2 separate regions of the Homo sapiens genome follow, and region 1 is linked to region 2. A link is a loop called in an ENCODE intact Hi-C map of the cell type or tissue named here. Cell type or tissue: PC-9. All regions are shown on one strand. Links, peaks and the distances in the headings refer to the core of each region. The heading gives the core; the rest is flanking DNA. Region 1 overlaps DGKG (diacylglycerol kinase gamma). Region 2 overlaps IGF2BP2 (insulin like growth factor 2 mRNA binding protein 2).

What was found. A loop is a pair of places that touch in the nucleus more often than their neighbours do. Peaks named below come from ENCODE experiments on the same cell type or tissue, not always from the same donor. Only the 100,000 strongest peaks of a DNase experiment are listed, where the experiment ranks them.
Region 1: a loop joins it to region 2, with 12 times the contacts of the local background. A loop is called at or near these places in 6 of 110 quality-filtered maps.

What each region holds. Positions count from the first base shown.
Region 1 is chr3:186,271,873-186,282,629 of GRCh38, forward strand. It overlaps DGKG (diacylglycerol kinase gamma), which reads right to left. Exons shown (of 25, transcript NM_001346.3): 8 at 8,798-8,872; 9 at 7,979-8,101; 10 at 3,675-3,792; 11 at 383-471. Among named protein-coding and RNA genes, the nearest start is that of DGKG, 85 kb to the right of the region's middle. In PC-9, for the core only: CTCF peaks have their summits at 5,830 and 6,037; a DNase peak (open chromatin) is centred at 5,839; H3K27me3 peaks cover 4,168 bases.
Region 2 is chr3:185,672,718-185,683,474 of GRCh38, forward strand. It overlaps IGF2BP2 (insulin like growth factor 2 mRNA binding protein 2), which reads right to left. Exons shown (of 16, transcript NM_006548.6): 8 at 3,074-3,196; 9 at 2,579-2,714. Among named protein-coding and RNA genes, the nearest start is that of IGF2BP2-AS1, 35 kb to the right of the region's middle. In PC-9, for the core only: CTCF peaks have their summits at 4,687 and 4,892; a DNase peak (open chromatin) is centred at 4,594; H3K27ac peaks cover 2,131 bases.

The DNA.
Region 1 (10,757 bases), core at 1,203-9,202, 600 kb after region 2:
AACTGCAATGCCAGCTCCTTTGTGCAACTTGCCCCGTGCTTCCACTGTACCTTCCACACAGCTGTGTTACTGTAGCACACATCTCACTATTCTGTTCTTTGCTTACATGCCCGTCTCTCCTTCTAGACAGCATAGTTCTTGAGCAGGCTGGGGAGCGTCTCTTACAACCTGTGTACCCCCTAGCATGGTGCCTGGCACATAGTGGGTACCAGGAAGGTGCTGAATGGATGGATGGATGAACGGGATGGTTTACAGGTGGTCCTCAAGGCAGAGAAGGGACTGGATGAAGCTCCCAGTGCCCCTTCCTGCCCAGGAATCCATGTTGATGGACATGTTTCCTGGATGAGGCATGCAGTAGAACAAGGCAGTAGATGTCACCAACCTCACCACTCCTTTTGGCTTTTGAGTACGTTTTGACACAACCAGGAATGTTTCTGGACACACAGCGTTCGTGGACAGTGTATTTACAGTCTGAAAAGAAAAAAAGTCAAGGCAGGTGCTTGTGAATAGCCACGTAGGAAAGGCCCAGCTGCCCTCCCACCCTAGCCAAGGTCTGTACCTCCCTTTGGGTGGCTGGCGAGGGGCAGGGGACACATGGGGCTGGTCTTGCCTAACGGAAATTCAAAACAGTCTCTAATTGTTCTTGGAGGACAGAGACCCTGCTTATCTGCTGCGGCTGCACCTCCACCTGCTTCACTGCCTTCCTCTGCAGGCAATGAACACAGCAGGAGCACATCCCCAGAAAGGCGCTTTTTCCTGAAGGGGAGTGTGCGGCATCATCCTCCTGGCTATGCCAGTGCCACTGTATTGCATGCCCGGGACATTGGAAAATGAATAGAAAGGCCAGGGCTTTTTTTTGTTTTGAGATGGTGTTTCGCTCTTGTTGCCCAAGCTGGAGTGCAATGGTGTGATCTCGGCTCACTGCAACCTCCGCCTCCCGGGTTCAAGCGATTCTCCTGCCTCAGCCTCCCGAGTTGCTGGGATTACAGGCGTTACAGGCGTGCACCACCACGCCCGGCTAATTTTTTGTATTTTTAGTAGAAATGGGGTTTCACCATGTTAGCCAGGCTGGTCTCGAACTCCTGACCTCAGGTGACCCACCCGCCTCAGCCTCCCTAAGTGCTGGTGTAAGCCACCGCACCTGGCCAAGGTCAGGGCTTTTGAAGGCTAGGCAGGCCCCCGTGACAATCCACATGACCTTGGGTAAATTGTTTTACCTCTCTGAAATTCAGGGTTTTCTGTAAAAAGGGAAGAAAACGGCCTCTCTTTCTCTTTCTCTTTGCAGGGATTGTTGCAGTAGTACATGAGATAGTTTGTGTAAAGCATCACGTGTCTGGGTCAGAGTAGCTATTCCACACATTATTGCTGTTGTTTTTACTACCATTATGTGAACAGCAGAGGCCCACGGGCCTAGAACTTAATGGGAATGAGATTGATCTATAAAATGTGGGTAAGAGCTGGGTTTGAACTGGCGCTGGGGAGACTGTTGTACCCCTTTTTTTTTTTTTTTTTTTTTTTTTTGAGATAGAATCTCACCCTTTCACCAGGCTGGAGTGCAGTGATGCAATCTCGGCTCACCGCAACCTCCGACTCCCTGGTTCAAGTGATTTTCCTGCCTCAGCCTCCCGAGTAGCTGGGATTACAAGCATGCGCCACCATGCCCAGCTAATTTTTGTATTTTTAGTAGGGACGGGGTTTCACCATGTTGGCCAAGATGATCTTGGTCTCCTGACCTCGTGATCCACCCGTCTTGGCCTCCCAAAGTGCTGGGATTACGGCGTGAATCACCGCGCCAGGCCTGGCGGACCCCTTCTTTAGCCCGTTGATGCTTGGTCTTTGTGGACAGCGGGCCCAGCTCTGCCAAGGCGACTTCTGTGGCTGAGGTCACTTGCTGCCTAATTCACACGTGCATGTTGGATAAAGCACTTCAGCCTGGAGCACAGCCAGCGGGCCTCCCTGCAGCAGCAGCTCCCCGGTGTCTGGTGGGTTCAGGCTGAGTGTTGCTGTCCACATCACGGGGCGGGCGGCAGGGCTCTGTGCACCCACATATTCTGGTGCCTGCCATGCCTTCTTGCTGCAGCCCCTCTGCCTTCTCCTCCTGCTCCCTGTGTCCCCTTCTTTCCTACTCCTTATCACTCTTTTCCCCCATCTCTTTTTGCTGTCTCCCTTTCCAGTCTTCCTCTCTGCTTTTTCCTCTACCACTTGTAGTTTTTTCCACCTTTCCACTCTGACTTTACTAAAGGAATTAAAAAGTGAAACAACTGTAGAGTTTTAATTCCTATTGCCTTTACAGAATGTAAAATGCTTTTTTTGTTTGTTTGTTTTTTGTTTTTGAGACAGGGTTTCACTCCGTCATCCAAGCTGGAGTGCAGTGGTGCAATCTCAGCTCACCGCAACCTCTGCCTCCTGGGCTCGAGTGATCCTCCCACCTCAGCCTCCTGAGTAGCTGGGATTACAGGCGCATGCCACCATGCCCAGCTAATTTTTTTTTAGTATTTTTATTTTTTATTTTTTTATTTTTATTTTTTATTATACATTAAGTTCTAGGGTACATGTGCACAATGTGCAGGTTTGTTACATGTGTATACATATGCCATGTTGGTGTGCTACACCCATTAACTCATCATTTACATTAGGTATATCTCCTAATGCTATCCCTCCCCCCTCCCCCCACCCCACGACAGGCCCCAGTGTGTGATGTTCCCCACTCTGTGTCCAAGTGTTCTCATTGTCCAATTCCCACCTATGAGTGAGAACATGCGGTGTTTGGTTTTATGATCTTGCGATAGTTTGCTCAGAATGATGGTTTCCAGCTTCATCCATGTCCCTACAAAGGACGTGAACTCATCCTTTTTTATGGCTGCATAGTATTCTATGGTATATATGTGCCACATTTTCTTAATCCAATCTATCATTGATGGACATTTGGGTTGGTTCTAAGTCTTTGCTGTTGTGAATAGTGCCACAATAAACATACGTGTGCATGTGTCTTTATAGCAGCATGATTTATAATCCTTTGGGTATATGCCCAGTAATGGGATGGCTGGGTCAAATGGTATTTCTAGTTCTAGATCCTTGAGGAATCGCCACACTGTCTTCCACAATGGTTGAACTAGTTTACAGTCCCACCAACAGTGTAAAAGTGTTCCTATTTCTCCACATCCTTTCCAGCACCTTAGTATTTTTAGTAGGGACAAGGTTTCTCCATGTTGGCAGGGCCGGTCTTAAACTACAGGCCTCAAGCAATCCACCTGCTTCTGCCTCCCAAAGTGCTGGGATTTCAGGTGTGAGCCACCGTACTTGGCCCCAAATGCTTATTAATTTTTAAAAAATAAGTTTCCTCTGAACATACCCAGAATAAATATTGACTAGAAAACCCAACTAAAAGTAGTATGAGAAATTTTAAATTATTTGTGGACTTTAATAATTTCTTCTAGGGGGTCAGTGGCTCATAAAAAGCCTCCAATAATAAATAGTCCAAGACCTGTCCATTGGACTTGGGTAGGGTAAAAACAGGACATGAAGGCCTCGCTTTATTCCTTCTGTTGGGACAATATGGGTGGTCCCTCAAGCTGGGAAGCAGAAATACCAACATTTTCTCTGCAATGGATCAACCAACCATGCGCAGAGCAAGATAGTGCCTGGGGGAAGAGGTTTGAAGGAAATTTACTCACAAGTGCAGCACAGGCCTTGCTTGCGGACGCCCATGAGCATGATATGGCAGAAGTTGCAGTAGGTTGGTTTCTTGAAGTGCTTCATGGTCCAGGCGTGCCGCCCATCCCCCTTGGAGCCCTGCAGGGGTAATAGGAGGTGAGACCCCAAGCTGGCTGCCCTGAGATGGAGGAAGCCAGGGGCTGCCTCTTGCATGTTCTTCCTTTTCATCTCATTTAGAAGATGAGTTATTGATATTTTTTACTGTTTTAAATACAAATAAAAACAAAATTTTTGTGTGTGTGTTTTAAAAATTAGCAAATATTAAAAGCAAGAAACATCTGAATGGAAGCATGTGTGTGTGGGATAAAATAAATCCTCTCCCGCATGGCTGGCAGAAGCATAAACTGAACAACAATCTGATCTATCTATCTATCTATCTATCTATCTATCTATCTATCTATCTATCTATTATCTATCATCTATCTATCTATCTCCTTTAAATGTTTACAACCTTTGACTTACCAATATCTCCTTTTCGACTTTATCCTAAATAAATAATTTTTAAAAGGCAGATGAGCCTTTTTGTGCCCTGCCAGATGCTTAACCCAGCATTATTTAAAATAATGAAAAGCTGGAAATATCCTAAAGGTCTCATAATTACCAAAAGGCTAATGATAGTACATCCGTCTGATGTAATGTTAGGTGGCAATCAAAAAGATATTTATAAGACTATCTAATGGCATGGGAATGTGCTCATGATACAATGTTAAGCGAAAAAACAGAATGCCATTTCGATGATATGTTATGATTTCAGTTTTATATAATAGATCTTTGATGGGAAGTAATTTCATTAACCTGTTAACAGAGGTTGGCTATAGCTGGCAGCAATATGGATTTATTGTATTCTCTGATTTCTACTTTCTGCTGTGTGTTCCAAATGTTTTACAGTGTGCATGTACTAGTGTGATAATCAAGATGAAAGAGTTTAGTAAAAACAATGTATTTCTCCTATCAACTTTCGGTACGCAGAAAAAATAGTGAAAAGACAGACAGAGAAAGGGTTAGACCATCACCTCCTGACTTTGTTCAGAAGTGAAATCATCTGCATCTACTAGGTACACCAAGCCTCACACAGTGACACCCACATCTCCCACATCCCATCCCAGGGGAACACAGCACAGCTTGAGGAATGTCCCTCCTGCATGTGCTATCCCTGAACTTTTCTCATAGGCTCCATTACAAGAGTAACACTCTTGGGCTGGTTTCATGATCAGTAAAAGCTACGGTAAGGTGATGAGGATCGATGGTCATGGATGTAGTGTCCAATATGCGGGACTCAAATGTAATTCTTACTTCTGGGGTGCGTATGCATTTGGGCTGGTCACTGCAACCAGACCTCAGCCTGTGCCCAGGCTTCTTTTATGATCTCCAGAGGAGCTCACATTCTTTTCCAAATGCTGGCTTTCTCCTCTGGGCCAGAGAAGCTATTTTCTTCTCATTACCTCAAACCCTGCTTCTTCCAGGACATGAGTTTTATAGAATTAAAACCCTCTTATCTAACGGTCTCCACTTTAGTAAATGCATTCACAAACTGATAATGATTCATCAAAAGATTGATTCATTCATTTATTCGTTTGACCAACATCTACCTCAAGGGCTTTTTGTAAGAATTAAATGACATCATGTAAGTAAAGCTTCTAGTTCAATGCCTGACATATTGTAAATTCAAACTTTCATTAAATTCTTATTCCATTCCAGATGCCGGAAGACACAAAATAAACTAAAAAGTGTTTGTTGACGTGGAAGGAGGTAGATTTGTTCCCATTCTAGAAATGAGAAACAGAGATTTGGAGAAGTTCGGTAACTAGCCCAAGCCCACATAGATAATGAGGGACTGAATGAGTAGTCAGACTTGGGTCTTTTGCTGGCCAGAGCCCATGCTCTTTCCATCCTGCTCCTCTACCTCACAAGCCAGGGTTTTCCTGTATGGGTAGAAGGAAAATGATAGCACTCTTCAGCAGACTTCTTCGTGGAGCCCAAAGGATTGTCAGTGTATCTGAAAACACCTCTAGTAGCTAAGTCAGTTAGCTCATCCCCCTTTCTCAGCTACTATTTTTATGGATATAAGAAGTGCATGGACCGTGACTTGGGATAAAGTAACGTTTCTGCTTGGGTTATAGCACCATCATGTGGCTCTTTCCTTTCCACATGATGGTGGCTGCAGAACGTGGGCGTAGCCTTCCTCGTGCTCACCAGGTTTTATGCTGCTGCTACGATTTTCCTGGGAGAGAGTCTGTTTTGCAAATATCTCATTCAGTGATTCCCCAGACTTTTCAGTGGTTGTATGTGGGTTTTGAAAAAGCCCAAGAAGCAATGGACTTTTAAGACATTGATGGGGGCTTTCTCCAAAACCCCAAATAGTAAGTGTTAAAAACTTTTAAAGTACATATTTAAAAATAAGTGCATAAAACTCTTGATTAATAAAACTAAACTTGCATTGGCCACTTTCCTGATATAAATGAGAGTTTTCTACAAGGCTGATCTGGCATTTAGGGGAGACATTTGGGAGAATGCTGAGGAAGTAGATGGGCTCTCCTTCCTCCTGCCACAAGACAGCGGGTCTTTTCCATGCAAAGAGTTGGTGGTATTTTGAACCTCAGCAAGTCCAAAGTAGAACAGAAAATGGAAATTGATTCCCTGTAACTAAAATGTCCCATCTTTATTCCCTAAATGAGAAAAAAAAAATGGTGTTTTGGAACAGAACTTCCATTTTGTCTTGAGTATAATCTTAAGTGAGTAAAGTCAGCAGAAAGCATATCTAACTTATCTGAGCCCTTCCAGTTCCTGGATCACATGGGTTCTTGTACATAAAGCTTCTTGGCAAGGGATCATTGGGTGAGAGGCGTGATGTGAGCGAGTAAGGGGGATGATCTCTGGTGCTAGTTCGGTGGATGTCCTTGGGCAAGTTCCTTCATTTCTCTGGGTCTCAGTTTGTAAAAGAAAGGGGATCAACCAGGGACCACAAAGATCTTTTCCAGCTTGACTTTCTAGGGTTCTAAGGAATAAGAAGGGGGTCATGTAGATCCTGGTTCCTTGATTTCTCCTTAGAGCTTGGAAAGCACTGGACATGCTATGAAATGATTGCAAGATTCATAGTTCTTGAGCTTCAGAAATGGGGGCTCAGCTTTAGTCCTGAATTGCAGAGCTATGAAATGAAGATATTATAGGCAACTTGGTCAGCTAGAGGCTCACCCAGCTGCACTTGCTGCCCTGTTCCTCTCTATGGAATAGTCTCAAAGAGGTGTAATCTTTGAGATCTGTAATCTCAAAGTAGTGTTGTCACACAACTGGTGTGACTAGTAAACGCTTAATGTCACCATTTGTGCTCCTACTAGTTTTAGTCTTCCCTACCTCATGCATGGAAGTGAGTTCACTTGGTAAATAGGTGGAGAATACAGTAACTGGGTCAGATGAAGGTATATATAACAATCAGTTTCACATTAAGCCTGTACACATATGCCCTACTCTGATCAAATGGGAGATTTGCCTAACACACCCAGAACTTTCTTTCATTTGTGTTTTTAATCAAGCTGTTCTCCAAGCCATAAACTCTCTCTAGGTCTTTAAGGCCACCTGCTCTTTATTCTCAAGAATGGGACATCAAAATCTCATGCATTCTTCAGGGACAAGTCAACACCTTCCAAGGTTTCTTCCCACTGGCCTAACTCTCATGTGTGGGATATTACAAAGTGCAACATCTTTGGTGTCAGAGACAAATCCTCACTCCTCCTTTTGCTCCTTAGGGTCAGAACCTCAGTTTTCCATCTGTATAAATTGGGATAAAAATATTTACCTTATCTGGTTGTTTTGATTATTAAATAAGATACCACTAATGGAAGCCACCCCCACAACAGATCCGTATTTTTTCCTCTCTCCCTTCGTTCTTTCCTCTCACCCTTCCTTCCCCAATTCTCTTAGCATTTTTAAACCTAATTTGTTGAAAAGACAGAATTCTTCTTTGAAGTTTGTGGCCCTTTGCCTGGTTGAGTATAAGGTTCTTGCAGGCAGATAATGTGTCTGTATTCCCTCACAGCATGCAGAACAGTATTTTTAAAGTAGTAATAATGTAGTAAATGTCTGTCAAATGAATATACTTCAGGCACTAATGGATACAAAATAATGTAAATAGAGAGGACTTTGGGGCTGGTCATGGCACGTCTGTTGGGCAGTCTGGAGCAGAAGCCAAAGTGATATGTTGATATTAACATGAAGCCCAATGTTCCTGAATGGCAAGAGATCTCTGAACTCCAGCTTGTTGACTTACAGAGTCATCCATCCCCAGGAGGACCAGCAATGGGATGGTGGTCATCCCTCCATGGACCCATTCCTGTAGAGACACAAAGCCGTCCCGGTCGTAGTCCATCCCTTGCAGCATCTCCTTCAATATCTGTGGAATCCAAAGAGCAATCATTGTCCATTTTCATCATCGACATGTCTACCTGCCTTCTGCCTCTGCTGTCTTGTTCATCTTGCATTATCTGGTTTGTGTTTTACCCCTTTCCCCTCCTGTTAAGTGTGAATAGAGCAGACTGGGAGTGAGGAGGCCAGGCTTCCAGGTCTGGCTCTGCCCTTGGGCCTTGGGCCAGTCACCCTGACTCTGTGGGCTCTGGTTTGCTTATCTGTAAAAATGGAAATAATATTGTTGTGTTTGTGGCACTGTAGCAGGGATTAGAGAAAATGAATGTAAAGTGAATAACAAAATACCTGACACATAGGAGCCCCCAAATGTAATTATTCTTATAATTCATATTATCTGGTGATTGAGGAAGATCTCTACAATTCTTTCTAATAGAAATCTCTACAGTTCTCTCTAAATTCTTTGACTGATGAATTTCTGCTATAACATTTTAGTTCTGGTGAAAAGATTAGCATGGTTATTTCAGTTATGTCTGCACGTTTTCCTGCTGCCTACATTTTTCCTATCAGAGAGGTAGGAGGTAAAGTGCAGGACTCCAAAGAAGCTGCCTATAAGAAGATGAGTCTGGGAGCACCTGCAGGGTTAACACTCATTCATGTCTTGAGTGTGTCCCCCTCCCGTCTTAGAAGCTCACTCCAAAGCCACCCCATCCTTATAGAAACTCACAGGCCTCAGCTCTGTGGGATCCCACTCCAGGTACTGGGCAATATGCAGCATTTGGTTGACAATGCAATCCATCTCCTAGAAAATAGCAAAGGGAGAAAATATCAAAAGGAGACAACCAGAGATGTGTCATTAAGAGCCGAACTCAAAATTAAGCCCAGTGGGAAGAGGGACAGGGCAGGGCAAGAGAAGAAGCTGGTGCAGTAACTGCCATTTTGTGAGGAGCTCAGTTTATTTCTGTCTCGACCACAAAGCTCACGAGAAGCACAGAGCATGCATAAGCTGGAGGTATGCAAAAAGCTCATAAACACTGACTTCCTCCTGGACCCACCTTCCTTCCCTTATTCTGTGCTTTAACTTGGAAAGCATAGAAAGCACTCCTATTTTTATCCCTCTTTGTGATTATAGCTTCCACAAATACTTACAAATCAAGGCAGATTTCTCCTGTCACTTCTTATCACTCATCCCCACAGCTGTAGCAACTTGGGATCCATCTCTCAGCTCGAGGCCAGTTTCTCTTGCATGGAGGGTTACTGTGTGTGTCTCAGCTCAGGTACCATGATTTTGATTCCTTTTGTTATCTCCTCTGTTTCCTTTTTACCATGGTCCAGCCCTTAGCCCAGCCCCCAGGAGTCCGTGAACAGGAAACTCATGAGGAATATGTTTACTTGATGACTGAGCCTTTTGGTACTGAGGCCAGGCTCCATCTAAAACCTCACAGAATTGTTGGCTGCCAATGAGTCAGTGTTCTGAGAGCCCCGCTGAAACACACCAGACTGAAGAGGCATTTGGTGTCAAAGTTAGCACCATTTAGGCACCAGTTAAGATGTTCACAGTAAGATTGCTTTGGGAGGACATGTTGGTAGACTGAAGCAAGGTTCAAAAGTGTTACCTCTGCCAGATAGAATGCCGGGTCCAAATAGCAAGCTAAAACCCAGCAGGGATTTTAAAAAATTGTATTTTATTTAAGTTAAAAAACAATCCATTGCAAAACTACAGGATAGGCCAGTAGATGAGGGTAAGAAAGTGGGCACAAAGGTGGGGAAAGGTTTTGGCAGAAGTTCCAAAAGAAAAGAGCTTGTGAATCTCTGGTTGGGTCCAAGATTTAAAGAGAAAACGTATTTCAGGAACCAAGAATTGGACTCAGTCTTGGGCTATGAAAATAGAAGCAGAGTTGGCAGATTTAAAAAAGAAAAAGTTCCCCTGAGGTCTTCCTGGTCAGGCCACATTTGGATACTTAAAGAATCATAGGGGACGGATTCTGTTCTGTGCCACATTCCAGGAATGGCATTTACAAACCAGAGCTTGTCCAAAGTGGATATTTAAGCCTGCCTTATGAGAACCAGTGTAGGAATAGAGAAATTTTAGCTTGGAGAAGATTTTAGGGGAGATGTGATAGCACCTTCAAATACTCGAAGGCCTATTGTATGGGATAGGTATTCCATTTGTCCTGGCCAGGTATGGGGGACAGAAGGAAGCAGAGAGGGATGCAGGGAAGGAAGGAGTTGAGGACTGGCTTATTTTGGCCTCCCTGTTGGATTGGGGGAGAAGGGGAGCAGAAGCAGGTTTTGAGTTGAAAACGATTCCCCACCACAAAGAGGAGTGCCTGTGTTCGAGAAGGAAGCCCTCTCCAGCAGTCACCCCCAGCAGTGGAATGGCTGTCTTAAGGTAGGAGTCCATATGACAGGGATTCCGGTGAAAGGTTGAATCAGATAACTCTTTTGAGATTTGCTTCAGTCTTCCAATATTACCTTTAAAACGTATCTGGAATTTAACAACTTCTTACTACCTGCAATGATTCTACCCTGTACAAGTCTACACCATTTCATGCCTTGATTATTTCAACGGCCTCCTAACCAGTATCCCTGCTTGCATTCCCTCTGTCACCCAGGCTGGAGTGCAGTGGCGCCATCTCGGCTCATGGCAACCTCCACCTCCTGGGTTCAAGTGATTCTCCCATCTC
Region 2 (10,757 bases), core at 1,623-9,622:
CCCGCACGCCTGGGTCAACCTCCCTCTCTTGTCTTAATGGCACCAGCGTCTCCTAATCAGCTCTGCCCAGGCTCTTCCTACCCTGTATCAGAGGTGGGTGCCACATCTTAACCTGACCATGGTGTTCCTTCAAGGCTTCTCTGCCACACTTGGGCATGTCTACATATCTTGTCATGGAAAATGAGGCTCTTCCTGGGGATGGCAGCCACCTTGCCAGCCTCACTCCTGCTAACCCTTCATCTCCAACCTGGCCAGTCCTGTTTCCTAAATACCTCTGAGCCCCTTCACATGCTATTTATTTCCTAGGCAAGGAAGTGCTTTTCTCCCTTCTCACCTGGCTAAGTCCTACTGACCTGTGGGTTTCACCTGAGCATAGATTACCCCTCATGCAGGAAGCTTTCTTTCATCCCAAAGATCAGCTCAAATGCCCTGTCTGTGCTCTCCAGCATTCCTGTTTCCCTAAGACAGCACTCATTACATGGTATGTGAATAGCCTGTTTAGTTACCTCTTCCCCTTTCAGACTAGAATTTCCTTGCAAACAGAGAATGTCTTACTTAGTGTCGTGTTCTCAGTGCCTGGTATATAGTAAGTACTCAATAAATATTTGTTGAATGACTGTTTAAAACAAATTGGATTAACAGTGTTTTCCAACTCTATCCATGGAGAGATCAGATTCTTCACATGATGTAAATTCCCACATACGTAAACTCCATTAGCCAGGTTCGGGATGGTTTACAACTTTGTCTCTTTACTATTTAGTTGTCGGCTTTGTGATCATCTTGCTTGCTTGCTTATCTTACATTTCTACATGGGGATGGTCACACAGACTGGGGGTGGGTTTAGCCACACAGCTCTTCAGAGGCAGAGGAACGTGGTCACCCATTCCAGGCTGTGTCCAACCTGCTTCCATCTTTGTCTCCCTGAACATGAAGCAATTTCCTAACATTTTCTAATCTTTGTCTACATTCACACTGTAACTTGCCTTTTTCTTTTTTTTAGAACTTTTGGAATAGCAGTGCTCGTATCCTTCATCTTTACCTCATTTTGTCTATAAGATGTAGTAATTTTGTTATTCACCTACCAGTGCGTGACTTTGGCACAGACATGAATGAACCTAAGTGGTAAGCTCAGGTGAAGATGTATGAATCACTCAGGCCCTTCTGTAGCTTTTCCAGGTGTTCACAGAAAGAGATGTTTACCACAAGATGTCAAGAACCCACAGGAAGAAAATGAGATTGTCAGATGATACTTCCACAAATATATCCAAACATGGGGAGAAGACACCACTGCAGTCTCCTGCTCTAGCTCTTCTCATCACACCTCATAATTGTCATGTGACGTGGGCTGCTAAGGTGGGGGTCGGGGTGAGATGGGGACAGATTACTGCCTGGAGTATAGAGGGTACAACAGAAAGTGCTGCAGTGAGGGACCTGGGTTTAATCTAAAGAGTGCTTTGTCGACATTTATTTCTCTAAGAAATATTATCAGGTCTGAGATTTGCTTCAAGGTCATCCAACAGGTATGGAAAGTGGATGTGGATGAGGGTTTAGAGGAAACAAAACAGGTGGTGAGTTGATAACTGCAAAAGGTGGATTATGGGTATATGAGGACTTATTGGAGCATCCATTCACTTTTGTATACATCCAAAAAAATCTAATTAAAAAGTGAAAAAAATTTACTCCTCTGAGCTGAGCTGGACTTTTGCTGATGGCCAATTATTTTAAAGGTTTTTGTTTGTTTGTTTGTTTTTTGAATGCCGGATCAGTGTCTCCCCATTAAGAGTAAAAATTAGGTAGCAATCACAGGAAGGACAAACCTAATGAGTCTGCTACAAATATACAGTAAAGGCTCAACTGGTTGACAACATTTATCAGGCAATCTAAAAGTGCAGATCAGCAAGCAAGGGAGGAAAATCAGAAGTTAACTTTAAAGCATGCATTTTTAAAATTTAAAAAGTAACAGGACAATATTATGTAAGGTTCAGAAGGCTACATACATGGAAAAAATCCCACTTTTCTAATGTGCCAGCTATTTTCATTTTTGTATGTAGCCTTCCAGTCATTCTGATCCATGCTGTTTTACATAATTGTAAATTTACTTATATACTTTTATATCTTGCTTTTCTTATTTAGAGATGGGGTCTCACTCTGTTGCCCAGGCTGGAGTGCAGTGGTGTAATGCCAGCTCACTGTAGTCTCAACCTCCTGGGCTCAAGTGCTCCTCCTGCCTCAGCCTCTTGAGTAGCTGGGACTATAGATGCATGCCACCACACCCAGTTATTCTTGCTTTTCTTTTTTTTTTTTTTTTTTTTTTTATTCTTGCTTTTCTTAATAAACACTATATCATAAGCTTTTCCTTATTTCAGTCTTCAAAGTTATAATTTTAATGTCTTCACGTGATGTTGTCCAGCGCACTTATCATAATTTACTAGTTGGTTTCCTGATTATTTTAATGCTTTTATCCTAGGAAGTCAGGAAAAACTCTGCATACCTATCCTAAGGCACTTCCTCATTAGCTGAATGGCAAGTATTTTTAGCCTAGTGAAAACCAGCGGAGAAGAAAGCATTAGGGACTTACGTTAACAGCCAGCATATCATTTTCAAAGGCCTCACGCAGCTTCTTCATAATCTCTATCTCAGCACTGGCACAGGCCTCAACTGTGCCCTTCACAGTGATGGTTCTTTCCGGGTTGTATATGCTCAAATCCTGCAAACTGACCCATGAGAAGAAAAGAGAAATTTTGTTTTCAACGGGAAAAATAAAATGCCCAAAAAATAAAAAAATCACAAACAAGTTTTGGCGGAGAGAGAGAAGACTCAATTCCCTCCCAACACACTGTGGTGGAGAATCCCTGCCATCTTATTTCAAATCTTACCAGTGATTTAGATCACATCCATAGTGAAAAATGTCTACCTGGTAAGTATTTATGTATTTTTTTAAAAGATGATGGAGATAATTGCATCACTTATGATTATATTCCCATTTTAGGGAAAAGTAGATGAATGAACTAGACGTATCGAAATGCTCAGGTGTTCCATTATTGGGCATGAGTAATCTGAGTAAGTGGCTTACGATGAGATTGTTATCTTGGTCCCTGTTTCATGTTCAATTTTCTTCAAATTTCTGCCTTCTTTTCCAATCAGTCTTCCAACCAAGCCATTGTGTGCCAAGATTTTCAGAGGAATCTCTTCGGCTCTAAAAGAGACAAGCAGCAAGTTAACACTTCAGATACGTATAACGGTTGTCTCCCAAAAACCATTACCTTGCTTTTTTCTTATAAATGGAAGTCATTTTGTTCAGGTACCAAGTGATGATGGGATTTGGGAGAGGTCAGGTCCCTCACCGACCCCAGTTCATGAATTTTGATTAACATAAGCCAAACCATGGTAATTCTACTCCCTCGTAGTAGCTGGTTGGAAGTGGATCCATGAGGCTGATCTGGCCAATGAGGGTATTACAAGAACTCTATTGGGTGAAGAATGTTCTCCTTGCTCTTAAAAAAAGGTACAAGGGAGAGTGACGTTAGCAAGATGGCAGACTAGGAAGCCACAGGTCTCTTTCCCCCTCACACACACCTCAAATTAACAAGAGATAGACCAGAACACCTCTGTGAGAACTCTAAAGATCAGCTGAGAAGCTATAATATGAAGTCCGCTGTAAACTAAAGAGGAATTCCAGGCCGGGCGCCGTGGTTCACGCCTGTAATTTCAGCACTTTGGGAGGCCAAGGTGGGCAATCGCCTAAGCCCGAGAGTTCAAGACCAGCCTCGGCAACATACTGAAACACTGTCCTTACTAAAAACACAAAATTAGCCAGGCATAGTGGTGCATACCTGTAGTCCTAGCTACTTGGGAGGCTGAGGTGGGACTGCTTGAGCCAGGGAGGCCAAAGCTACAGTGAACCATGATCACACACTTCTGCACTCCAGCCTGGGCTACAGAGCAAGACCCTGTCTAAAAACAACAACTATATATATATATATATATTTACTGGAGATATATATATATGGAGATGTATATATATATATATTTACTGGAGATATATATATATATGGAGATATATATTTACTGGAAATATATATATATTTACTGGAGATATATATATATGGAGATATACACTTACTGGAGATATATATATATATTTACTGGATATATATATATGGAGATGTATATATATTTACTGGAGATATATATATGAGATATATATTTACTGGAGAGAGAGACATATATATATGGAGATATATATACATATGGAGATACATATATATGGAGATATATATATATGGAGAGATTATATATATGGAGAGAGATATATATATATATGGAGATATATATATATATATATATATATAGAGAGAGAGAGAGAGAGAGAGAGAGAGAGAGAGAGAGATGTATATATATCCAGTAAAAAAGGTAAGAACATTCAGTGTTTTCAAGGCCCCACCCGCTACATGGCATACTGAAGAGCAAAGGGGAGGAAACCCTAAAGGCTGGGCTCCTCCTTTGGGACAGAAACAAAGACTGGATTATGCATACAACATTTTGGCTTGTCTGGAAGGTGCCAGAAAAACTGGTTTTTGTGTCACTGACTCAGAGCACTGAAGGATCAGCATTAGAGTTCAGAAGCTGCTGAAAACAGAGGCAAGCAGCATTTAAGAACTGCAGTTCTACAGTCAGACACCAGAGGGATCAAGAGATTAGAAAAGGTTTGAGAGGTCCTAGAACCTCTAGCTAGGCTGATTTCAGGTCTTCCACTGCCCAAAGCCAGTACACAGAGACTGTGAGAGGTGGTTGTTTTTTCAAATGCCCAAATCCCAACAAAAAAACTTACTAGGCATACAAAGAAACAGAGAAGCATGACCCAATCAAGGGACCAAAATAAAACTCCAAATACTGACTCTAAAGAACACAGATCTACATGCTCCCTGACCAGTAATTAAAAATAATTGTAAAGATGCTCAATGAACTAAACAAGAACACAGACAGACAACTAAATAAAGTCAGAAAAATTATGCATGAACAAAATGAGAATATCAACAAAGAGACAGAAACTATAAGAAAGAACCTAACAAATTCTGGAGCTGAAAAATACAATTGAACAGAAAAATTTGTTAAAGGAGTTCAACAGCAGATTTGACCAGACAGAGGAAAGGACCAGCAAATTTGAATGTAGATCATTTGAAATCTTCAAGTTAGAGGATTAAAATAAATAAATACAGTGAAGAGAGCCTAGGGACCTATGAGACATGCCAAGTAGATCAATATAAGCATAATGGGAATCCCAGAAAGAGAAGAGGGAACAAAGGGGCATAGAGCTTTATTTGAAGAAGTAATGGCTGAAAGGTTCCCAAATATGAGGAACAAAATGTACATACAAATCAAAAAATTTAAAGAACTCCAACTGGGACAAATCCACAGAAAACCACACTGACACACATTATAATCAAACTGTCTAAAGTCAAAGATAGAGTATCTTCAAAGTGGCAAGAGAAAAGCAATTGTGACATACAAAGGAGCTTCCGTAACACTATCTGCAGATTTCTTAGCAGAAACTTTGCAGGCCAGAAGGGAGTGGGATGATATATTTGAAGTGCTGAAAGAAACTGCCAACCAAGGACACCATGTGTGGTAAAACTGTCCTTCAAAAACAAAGGAGAAATTAAGATTCCCAGATAAATAAAAACTGAGGGACTTTATTACCACTTGACAAGCTCTACAAAAAATGCTGAATTCTCTTAATTTTCCTTGTGCTGCTGATTTCTGGTTTCATTCCATTGTGATCAGAAAAGATACTTTGTAGTATAATTTCAATCTTCTTGAATTTTTTAAGATTTGTTTTGTATGTTCTCTCTCCTGGAGAGTTCCACATGCATTTGAGAAGAACGTATATTCTGCCATTGTTGGGTGGAATGTTCTTGTATGTCTGTTGGTCTATAGTGTTGTTCCAATTCTATTTCCTTATTGTTCTTCTGTCTAGTAGTTTTATCCATTATTGAAAGTAGGGCACTTAAGTTTCCTACTGTTATCATGTTGCTAATTATTTCTCCCTTCAGCTCTTTCAAAGTTGACTTCACATGTTTAGAACTCTGAGGTTTGGTGTGTACATATTTATAATTGTTGTATCTCCTTGGTGAATTGTTCCTTTAACATTGTATAACGTCCCTCTTTGTCTCTCGTAACAGTTTTGTTTTTAGTCTATTCATCTGATAATAGTATAGCTACTCCTCCTCTCTTGTGGTTACCATTTGCATGGAGTATCTTTTTCCATCTTTTTACTTTCAGCCTATATGTGTCCTTATATCTAAAAGGAGTCTCTTGTAGGCCACATACAGTTAGATCCTGTTTTTAATCCATTTAGCCAAGAATGGGGAGTTTAATTCATTTGCACTTAAAAGTAATTACTGATAGGGAAGGACTTACTTTTGTCATTTTCATTGTTTTCTGTATGTCTAGTAGCTTTTTTGTCCCTTCTTTCCTTTCTTCCTGTCTTCCTTTATGTGTTGTTGATTTTTATTATAGTGATGTGCTTTGATTTTCTTTTGTGCGTTCTCATAGATTTTTTCTTGGTGGATACTATTGCAATTACATAAAACATCTTAAAGTCATAGCATCCTATTTTGAACTGATAACAACTTCACTTCAATTGCATAAAAAACTCTACTTTTTTACCCCATCCCCAAATATCACAAATTAACATCTTTATATGTTTTTATACCCATTAACATAGATTTATAGTTAAAAAAAGTTTTTGTCATTTAAATTCTATGTACCAAAATTACTACAGTACAGGTTACTATATTTGTTAATATTTACCCTTACCAGATAACTATATATTTTCATATGGCTTTGTGTTGCTGTCTATCATTCTTTTATTTTATGTTTTATTTTAACGTTTTTTCGTTTTCTTTCTTTTTTTGAGATGGAGTTTCACTCTTTTTGCCCAGGCTGGAGTGCAATGGCATGATCTCAGCTCACTGTAACCTCCACCTCCCAGGCTAAAGTGATTCTCCTGCCTCAGCCTCCTGAGTAGCTGGGATTACAGGTGTGTGCCACCACACCCGGCTAATTTTGTATTTTTAGTAGAGATGAGGTTTCACCATGTTGGCCAGGCTGGTCTTCAACTCCTGACCTTGTGATCCACCCACCTCGGCCTCCCAAAGTGTTGGGATTTATAGGCATGAGCCACTTCACCCGGCCCCATCCTTTTATTTCAACTTGAAAAGAACTAAACCCAAAACCAGCATAAAAACGGCAATAATAAAAATCAGAGCAGAGATAAACAAATACAACCAACAAAACTAAGAGTTGGTTCTTTGAAAAGATCAACCAAACTGACAAATCCTTAGCTAGATTAAGAAAAAAAAAGAACATTCAATAACTACAATCAGAAATGAAAGAGGGAACATTACTACCAATACGACAGAGATAAAAAGGATTATAAGAGAATATTATGAAGAATTGTATGCCTACAAATTTAATAACCTAGAAGAAATGGACCAATTTCTAGAGGAAACACACAACCTACCAAGATTGAATCATGAAGAAATGGAAAGTCTGATCAGACCAATAATGAGAGAGATTGAATCAGTAATCAAAAACCTCCCAACACAGAAAAGCCCAGGACCAGATGGCTTCATCGGAGAATGCTACCAAACATTTAAAGAAGAATTATCGCCAATCCTCCTGAAACTCTTCCAAAAAAATGAAGAGGAGGGAACATTTCCAAGCTCATTCCATGAGGCCAGCTTTACCCTGATTCCAAAGCCAGACAAAGACACCACAAAAAAAGAAAACTTCAGACCATTATCTCCGATGAATATTGATGCAAAAATCCTCAACAAAATACTAGCAAATCAAATTCAGCATATGAAAAGGATTATAAGCCACGACCAAGTGGGATTTGTTCCTGGAATGGAAGGTTTGTTCAGCATACAATTAATGGGGAGCTGGGCGCAGTGGCTTATGCCTGTAATCCCATCACTTTGGGAGGCTGAGGAAAGAGGATTGCTTGAGGCCAGGGGTTCAAGACCAGGCTGGGAAACGTAGTGAGACCCCATTACTATAAACATTTTTTAAAAAATCAATCAATACAATAAATCACATTAACAGAAAGAAGGGGGGGGAACTACATGATCATGTCATTAGAAAAAGCATTTGACAAACTTAACACCCTTTCATGATAAAAAACACCCAACAAAATTAGGAATAAAAGGAAATTACTTCAACATAAGACCATTTATGAAAAGCCCACAGCTAACATCACACTCAACGATGAAAGACTGAATGCAAGGCTTTTCCTCTAAGACCAGGAACAAGGCAAGGATGCCCACTCCTGCCCATTTCTATTCAACATAGTACTGGAAGTCCTAGCCAGAGCAATTAGGTACAAAAAAGAAATAAAAGGCATTCGAATTGGAAAGAAAGACATAAAATGATCTCTATTCACAGATGACACGATTTTATATGTAGAAAGCCTTAAAGATTTTACAAAAAAGGTTAGAATAAATTCAGCAAAATTGCAGGATACAAAAATCAATCAACATGCAAAAATCATTTACATTTCTATACACAACAATAAACAATCTGAAAAAGAAGTTAAGAAAACACTGCCACTTACAATAGCATCAAAAAGTATAGAATACTTAAGAATAAACCTAACCAAGGAGGTAAAAGACTTGTACACTGAAAACCACAAAAGGTTCCTGAAAGAAATTTAAAGGCACAAATAAATGGAAAGACATCCTGTGTTCATGGATTGGAATACTTAATATTGTGAAGATGTTTATACTACCGAAAGTGATCTACAGATTCAATATGAGCTCTATCAAAATCACAGTGGGCATTGTTTGAAGAAATAGAAAAATTCATATGGAATCTCAAGGGACCTTGAATAGCCAAAATGATTTCAAAAAATAAGGAAGTTGAAGGGCTCAGACTTCCTGCTTTCAAAATATATTACAAAGCTACATAATCAAAACAGTGTAGTACTGGCATAAAAACAGATAAATAGACCAATGAAATAGAATAGAGCCCAGAAATAAATCCTGCGTATAGTCTCCGATGATTTTTGATAAGGTGCTGAGACCACTAGATGGGGAAAGAGCAGTCTATTCAGCAGATGGTGCTGGGGAAACTGGACACACACATAGAAGAATGAAGTTGAACCATTATTTTACACCATATACAAAGATTAACTCAAAATAGGTTAAGGACCTAAACAGACCTAAAACTATCAAACTCCTAAAACACAGGAGAAAGCTTTATGATATTGGACATGGCAAAGACTTCTTGGTTTCACCATGATACCAAAAGCATAGGCAACAAAAGCAAAATTAGACCAGTGGGAGTACATCAACTTAAAAACTTTTGTGCATCAAAGGATATAATCAACAGAGTGAAAGGTCAACCCATGGGATGGGAGAAATATTCACCAATTATTTATTTGATAAGGGGTTTGCTATGGTTTCAAATTCCCCTCAAAACTCATGTTGAAATTTAACTGCCACTGGAACAGTGTTGAAAGATAGGACTTTTAGGAGGTGATGAGTTAATCACCTGCATTAATTAATTAATTAATCATGAATGGATTAATGCAGTTATCACAGAGTGAATTAGTGGGTTGAGGGATAGTTTGGACCTATTTCTTCTCTCTGTCTCTTGCACTTGCTTCTGCCTCAGGCCTTCCACCATAGGATAACCCTCACCAGATGCTGACATCACGCTCTTGGACTTCCCAGAACTGTGAGCCAAATAAACTTTTGTTCCTTATAAATTATCCGGTCTTTAGTATTCTGTTACAGTAGCACCAACTGGACTAATATATAGTTAATGATCAAGAATACATAAAGGACTCCTGCAACTCCCATAACGAAAGAATCAAATATCTCAATTAGAGAATGAACAAAGGATTTGAATAGACATTTCTCTAAAGATGATATACAAATGGCCAATAAATATATAAAAAGATGCTCAATATCACCAATCGCTAATCATCAGAGAAATACAAATCAAGACCACAATGAGCTGTCACCTCATACCTATTAAGATAGCTGTTATCGAAATAACAGAAAATAACATGTGTTGGAGAGAATGTGGAGAAACTGAAACCCCTGTGCACTGTTGGTGGGGTTGGAAAATGGAGCAACTGCTATGGGAAAAAGTATGAAGGCTCCCCCAAAAATTAAGAGTAGAACTACCATATGACCCAGCAATCTCACTTCTTGGCACATATCCACAAGAATTGAAAAGAGGGTCTTGAAGAGCTATTTGAAAACCCATGTTCATAGCAGCATTATTCACAATAGCCAAGAAGCAGAAGACCTCAAAATGTCCATCACCAGATGAACAGATAAACAAAATGTGCTATATACATACACTGGAATGTTATTTGGCCATAAAAAGGAAGGAAAGCCTGTTACATGCTATAACATGAACCTTGAGGACACTATGCAAAGTAAAATAAGCCAGTCACAAAAGAATAATAGTATATGATTCTACCTATATGAGGTATGTAGAGTAGTCAAATTCATAGAAAGAAGTGGTGATTACCAGAGGCTGACGGGAGAGGGAAAAGAGAGTTGTTTAATAGGTACAGAGTTCCAGATTTACAAGATGAAAAGGTTCTGGAGATCTGTTTCACAGCAATGTGAATATACTTAAGACTACTGAAAAGTACACTTAAAAATGATCAATAATTTTTTTTTTTTTCTGAGATGGAGTCTTGCTCTGTCACCCAGGCTGGAGTGCAGTGGTGCACT